2 separate regions of the Mus musculus genome follow, and region 2 is linked to region 1. A link is a loop called in an ENCODE intact Hi-C map of the cell type or tissue named here. Cell type or tissue: heart. All regions are shown on one strand.

Evidence for each region. A loop is a pair of places that touch in the nucleus more often than their neighbours do. Peaks named below come from ENCODE experiments on the same cell type or tissue, not always from the same donor. Only the 100,000 strongest peaks of a DNase experiment are listed, where the experiment ranks them.
Region 2: it touches region 1 in a loop (2.7-fold over the local background); 3 of 42 quality-filtered maps call a loop at or near these places.

The regions. Positions count from the first base shown.
Region 1 is chrX:36,182,337-36,184,836 of GRCm38, reverse strand. The region is part of intron 2 of Gm42406 (a long non-coding RNA gene); the gene reads left to right. Among named protein-coding and RNA genes, the nearest start is that of Zcchc12, 12 kb to the left of the region's middle. In heart, a CTCF peak has its summit at 975; no DNase peak of the experiment used is centred here.
Region 2 is chrX:36,023,954-36,026,453 of GRCm38, reverse strand. All of the region lies in intron 35 of Dock11 (dedicator of cytokinesis 11), which reads right to left. Gm32904 (a long non-coding RNA gene) reads left to right here. Exons shown (of 2, transcript XR_391663.3): 1 at 1-798. Among named protein-coding and RNA genes, the nearest start is that of Gm32904, 1.9 kb to the left of the region's middle. In heart, no CTCF peak of the experiment used is centred here; no DNase peak of the experiment used is centred here.

The DNA.
Region 1 (2,500 bases):
ACACCTTTGCCACGGCCCTGTGTTGAAACAATCTCAGTATTCTAACAGCCAGAGCTCTTTCTATAAACAGGTGAGAAGAGTGGCATATATTATGTGCTTACTGTGCGCTAGACTTTAAGTGCTTCTCCAGTGGTAACTCAAAAATACCCTCTACAGTTGTAACTGTTATTTTATTTTCCTGGTGCTGGGGATGGAACCTGGGGTCTTGTGCATATTACAGGAGTGCTCTAGCACTGAGCTACACCCTCAGCGTGTGTGTCTAATCCACTGTTGAACTAGTGAGGAATGTGAAAGGAAAATTTTGATATCTTGATTTTTATCCAGACTTTATACGCTAGAATATTAAGATACCTCGTTCTATGTGTTCAATTGAATGTATAGGACAATGATCATATTGGTTCAGTTCAAACCAAACATGGTTGTGATGCTTGCAATCCCAGCACTTGGGAAGCTGAGACAGGGTGGTCATGAGTTTGAGGCCAGCCTGGTCTATATAGTGAAATTTCACCTACTTTTTGAGGCTCCCCCATTACCTGCTCTCACTGCATCATCAGCCTTTCCCTCAGAGTGGTCTCTACACTAAAATTATTAGAGGTTGGAGACATGCTCAGTGGAAAAGCATTTGCCTAGCAGGCACAAGGCCCTTGGTTCAATTCTCTAACCCCCCCTACAAGTTACACTAGAATTCAGTTTGCTGGAGGGATATATATGTTTTCGCTCATGAATGTATGCCCAGTGTCCAACACAATATAGTTACTAAATGAATGTTTGTTGAATAATAAATAAATGAATATCAGTAAATAAATGGATGAACAAAGATCCAGTTCCACTTCACAAGAGGATGTTAGCAAAATGAAACAAAACTGAGATACAAAACCATGATAGAATTTTAAGAACTAAAAGTGAGAGACAAAAGTCTCATAAAAAGGAGGGGTCATGTCCTCTCAAATGGCTTTCATAAAGCTGCCATTACAGTTTCTATGTGCAGCCCCCAGGTGGCAGTAGTGTGTTACTCTTGGGCAGCAAGGGCAGGGTGAGTACTCATTTTCCCACCTCCTACCCAAGACTGTATAGCAAGCTTAGATTTCCTGGCCCTGTGCTAGAAGAAGACAGGCAAAGTGAATTCTGGTTGCAAACTATTTGGTCTTTCTCTGGTGAATAGCTCTGGTGACCCTCCCTCTTTTTTAATGTTATATTTATTTATTTATCCTGGATATTGGTATTTAGTTATCCATGGGTACTCTGGTATGCCTATGGTGTCAGAGGACAACATGTGGGAGTTGATTCTCTTTTTCTACCAAGTGCATCCTGGAGATTGAACTCAAGTTGTCCACCTTTGCAGCAAGTGAGCCATCAGTGAACCATCTCAACAGCCATATAAATATATACTTCTATTTGCATGCACAGTAATAGAGCACATTATAACGATTCATATACATATATGTGTTAAATCATATAAAATAATTATATTTTGTTCTTGCTATTATTAATTCCTTGCTATTGCTTCCCTATCTTCAAATAGTCTCTCCTCCTGCTTTCACATCACACACACCCCATCACTTTCTCTTCTTCTCCTCTTTTCCCTCCCTCTAGTCCTCTTCTTCACCTCCTTTTCTTCACCTTTGCTCTTCTCTCCCCTCTACATACTCACACTTAAATCTAGATTCCAAATGCCAGAGAAAACATGGGCTACTTGCCCCTGACTTTTGAAGCTCAAAGCTGTCCCTGAGTGCCTGATCATGTCTGGAAATCATGGCCTAATGATTCTCTCTAGAACTCCACAACCCACGTATCCAAAATAGAATTATTTTTTCTCATCCACTCCCAAATTCCCTGTGGTTTTTTTTTTTTTTTTGTATCTACATTTTTTTTTAGATAGTGTCTCAAGATGTAGACCAGATTGGCTTCTAACTTGCAGTCCTCTTGCCTCATCCTCCGGACAGCTGGGATTCCAGATATGTGCCTCCAGGTCCTGTTCTGTCATTTAAACACCTACCTCCTATGCATTAAGTCCTGGAAAAAAAACCATCTGTGATGTCTAGTTTTAATGAACTTCAGTTCACTTTAATGACAGTCAACTTGACATAAGTTGAGAGTCATTTTGGAAGAGGGAATTTTACTTGAAAAAATGGTCCTACCAGATTGGCTTGTGGACAAGCCTGTGGTATATCTCCTTAGTTACTGATTGATGTAGGAGGGCTCATTCCATTGCCTGCACGTGTGTGTGTGTGTGTGTATGTGTGTGTGTGTGTGTGTGTATGTGTGTGTGTGTGTGTGTGTGTGTACATCTCTAGCAGTGAGCTAACACACTACTCCAGTTCACCCTCTTTCCAGTATCTACAGAGAAACACATTATTCATACACATTAGTTGGATTCCTGCTGAGCCCAAGCACACTCTCAAAAAAAATCCTTCTAAAAAGAGTGTACCAGGCAGAACTAGTCCACTACTTAGAATAAATTTGTCATTCTGTCTGCCTTGGACCTAAAACAACTAAAGTG
Region 2 (2,500 bases), 160 kb after region 1:
ACATTTATTGTGCATGTTGGGCGCATGTTTAGAAGTTGGAGGACAACTCAAGTGTTCCATTTACACATATGAGCCTCCGGGACTGAATTCAGGTTACTCGGCAAATGCTATCTCCGTGGCCCGGGTTGAAGATGGGTTCTAGGTAGAAAATGTAGCCCAGATTGTATTTAAACTTTCCATTCCTTTACCTTTGCCTCTCACAAAGCATTTTCTGAATTTTATTTTTAAGTCAGGGGTCTAGAATCTCAGGAGGTTGTAAAATGTTGGCCTGGAACTCATGATCCTTCTCACCTTGGATCCAGCTGGGATTACGGCATGGGTCAGTGTCCTCACCTTTACGCCAAAGTGTTTTTCTTTGTTGTTGTTGTTGTTGTTAAATCAAGCCATGAATATCAACAGTTTTTAATGATTCTAAGTTATTAATCATTCATAATCAAAATGTTTTTGATATGAGTTGTTCTAAAATATCATTTGTTCTAAAAGATTAAGGCAAGGGCAATTTCTCTCCTCCCCCGGCCCCCTTGGCATCTCCCGTGGTGGGTGGGCGGGGCTGGCGGGGGTGCGCATGCGTGCCCCCTTGATAGTCTGAGGGCATTCCCGCCTGGCCTCAGAGAGCTTCCGCGCCATCTTAGGCAGCGGTGGTGGGTTGCGGTTGCCCTCACGCTCCAGCACTTTTTGGTTTCGTTTTCTTTCGGCCAAAAGCCTTTGGTTTCTTTCTAGGGCAAAAGAAACCAGGCCTTTCCGTGGGTCCTCAGCACCCGCTCTGCTGGACTGTGCCTTAAGGCAGCTTCTCCGCAGGTCTGTGACGGGGCAGCGGGCGGTGGGCAGCGGGCGGCAGCGGGCGAGGCCTGCGAGGCCGCAGCCCCGCGCCTGTTGCCTACAGGCAGGGCTGCCAGAGCTGCGGGGGCTCAGGGCTCAGGGAGACAGGGCCGCGGGGGCTAGTGTCCTTCCTGTTAGAGGCTCCTCTCCGATTTCCTTGTTTCCCCCCCCCGCCCCCCCCTTTTCTTTTTTTGTCACTGGCATGGCAAGTAGCTGGCCACAGCTCCATAGTTAAAAAGCCACCGGTGGTCCTGCTGGTCACTAGCCAGTGACAAGTACTCAGCAGACGCTCTCTGGCCATTTTGTCAGTGGCCCTGCCAAGGTGGGACTTGCCTGTCTAGGTTTCTAGGATGTCAAACAGGATAGAGATCAGCAGTAGTGGGAGCGAAGACAGGGAAGACGGTAAAAAATCCACGCGGTCGGAGAACATAAAGTTTAGCGTAAGTGATTTGGGGTCTGATGACTTTAAAAAGGTGTGGCTGTCCCTGAAAGCGGTCCATGATAAAGAGCTTCACCGCTTACAGGTGAAATTAAGCAATATGAGAAAGGCGCGGTTGACAGAGGGAAGGCGGTTTGGTGGCCCGGTACCAAAGGGTACTAAAACACTATCACAGGCACCGACAGAGGCACTGACACAGGCACTGACACAGGCACTGACACAGGCACCGACAGAGGCACTGACACAGGCACTAACACAGGCACTGACACAGGCACCGACACAGGCACCCAAAGCCTCCAGTTCAAAAGCGTGTGAGCGCTGTCTGGTGAACGAAATGTATAGGAATGTGCTACAGCAAGAATTTAGTAACATGCAACAAAAAAATCTAGTGCAGATTGCTGAGCTCACTGTAGAAAATATCAAATTAAAAGAGGAGAACAGAATGCTTTTGGAGAGGCTAAAACCAACTCCTCCACGTGTTCAGTTGAATTTTTCAGATAGTGATTATGAGGATTTCGTTGAAAGTACTCAGATGAAAATTAAACATGTGTATACAGTAAAGGAGCCTCCCCAAGCGGTACAAATGCTGTCATATCCTAGGCATATTACAAAACCACATGAGGAACAAAAAAAATCTCTATCTATGTCAAAGGTCATAGAAGCACCTCCACCACCAGATAAACCAATTCCACAAAACAGTCAGGAAATCCAGGTGGTCTCGGAGACTTCTTTTGTGGACTCTCCCGGTGTTGAGGAAAATGGTACCAAAGAGACCAATATATTACTGTCATGTACATGTTCTGTAAACCCTGCATTGGATCCCTCAAAGAAAGATGAATCAGATACTTTACCAAAACCCCCTGAAGGAAAAAAGACTACTTCCACAGAAAAACATGGAAAGAATACCTTCACTTGTAGCTTTTCCAGCAGTTCCTCTGGAGAACCTGTAATAATAGTATCTGAAACTTCAGAGGAAAGTATGCCTTGTAATCCTAGTTCTGCACTGGTATCTTTGGAAAAGAAAAGAGGGCAAAGTAGTACACAGGTGTTTCCTGTGGACTTCATTTCAAAATATATTCCAAAAAGGAGATCAACACACTCTGGTAGCAACCACAGTACTGACATTGCAGTGACATCTGGTCATGCTCCTTTGCTTTCCAGGGGAGAAACTACTCTGAAAAGCACTTGTGAATCTGAAAATATAAGACGTTTTGTAAAGAGGTCCAAAAGTGATTCTGAGAG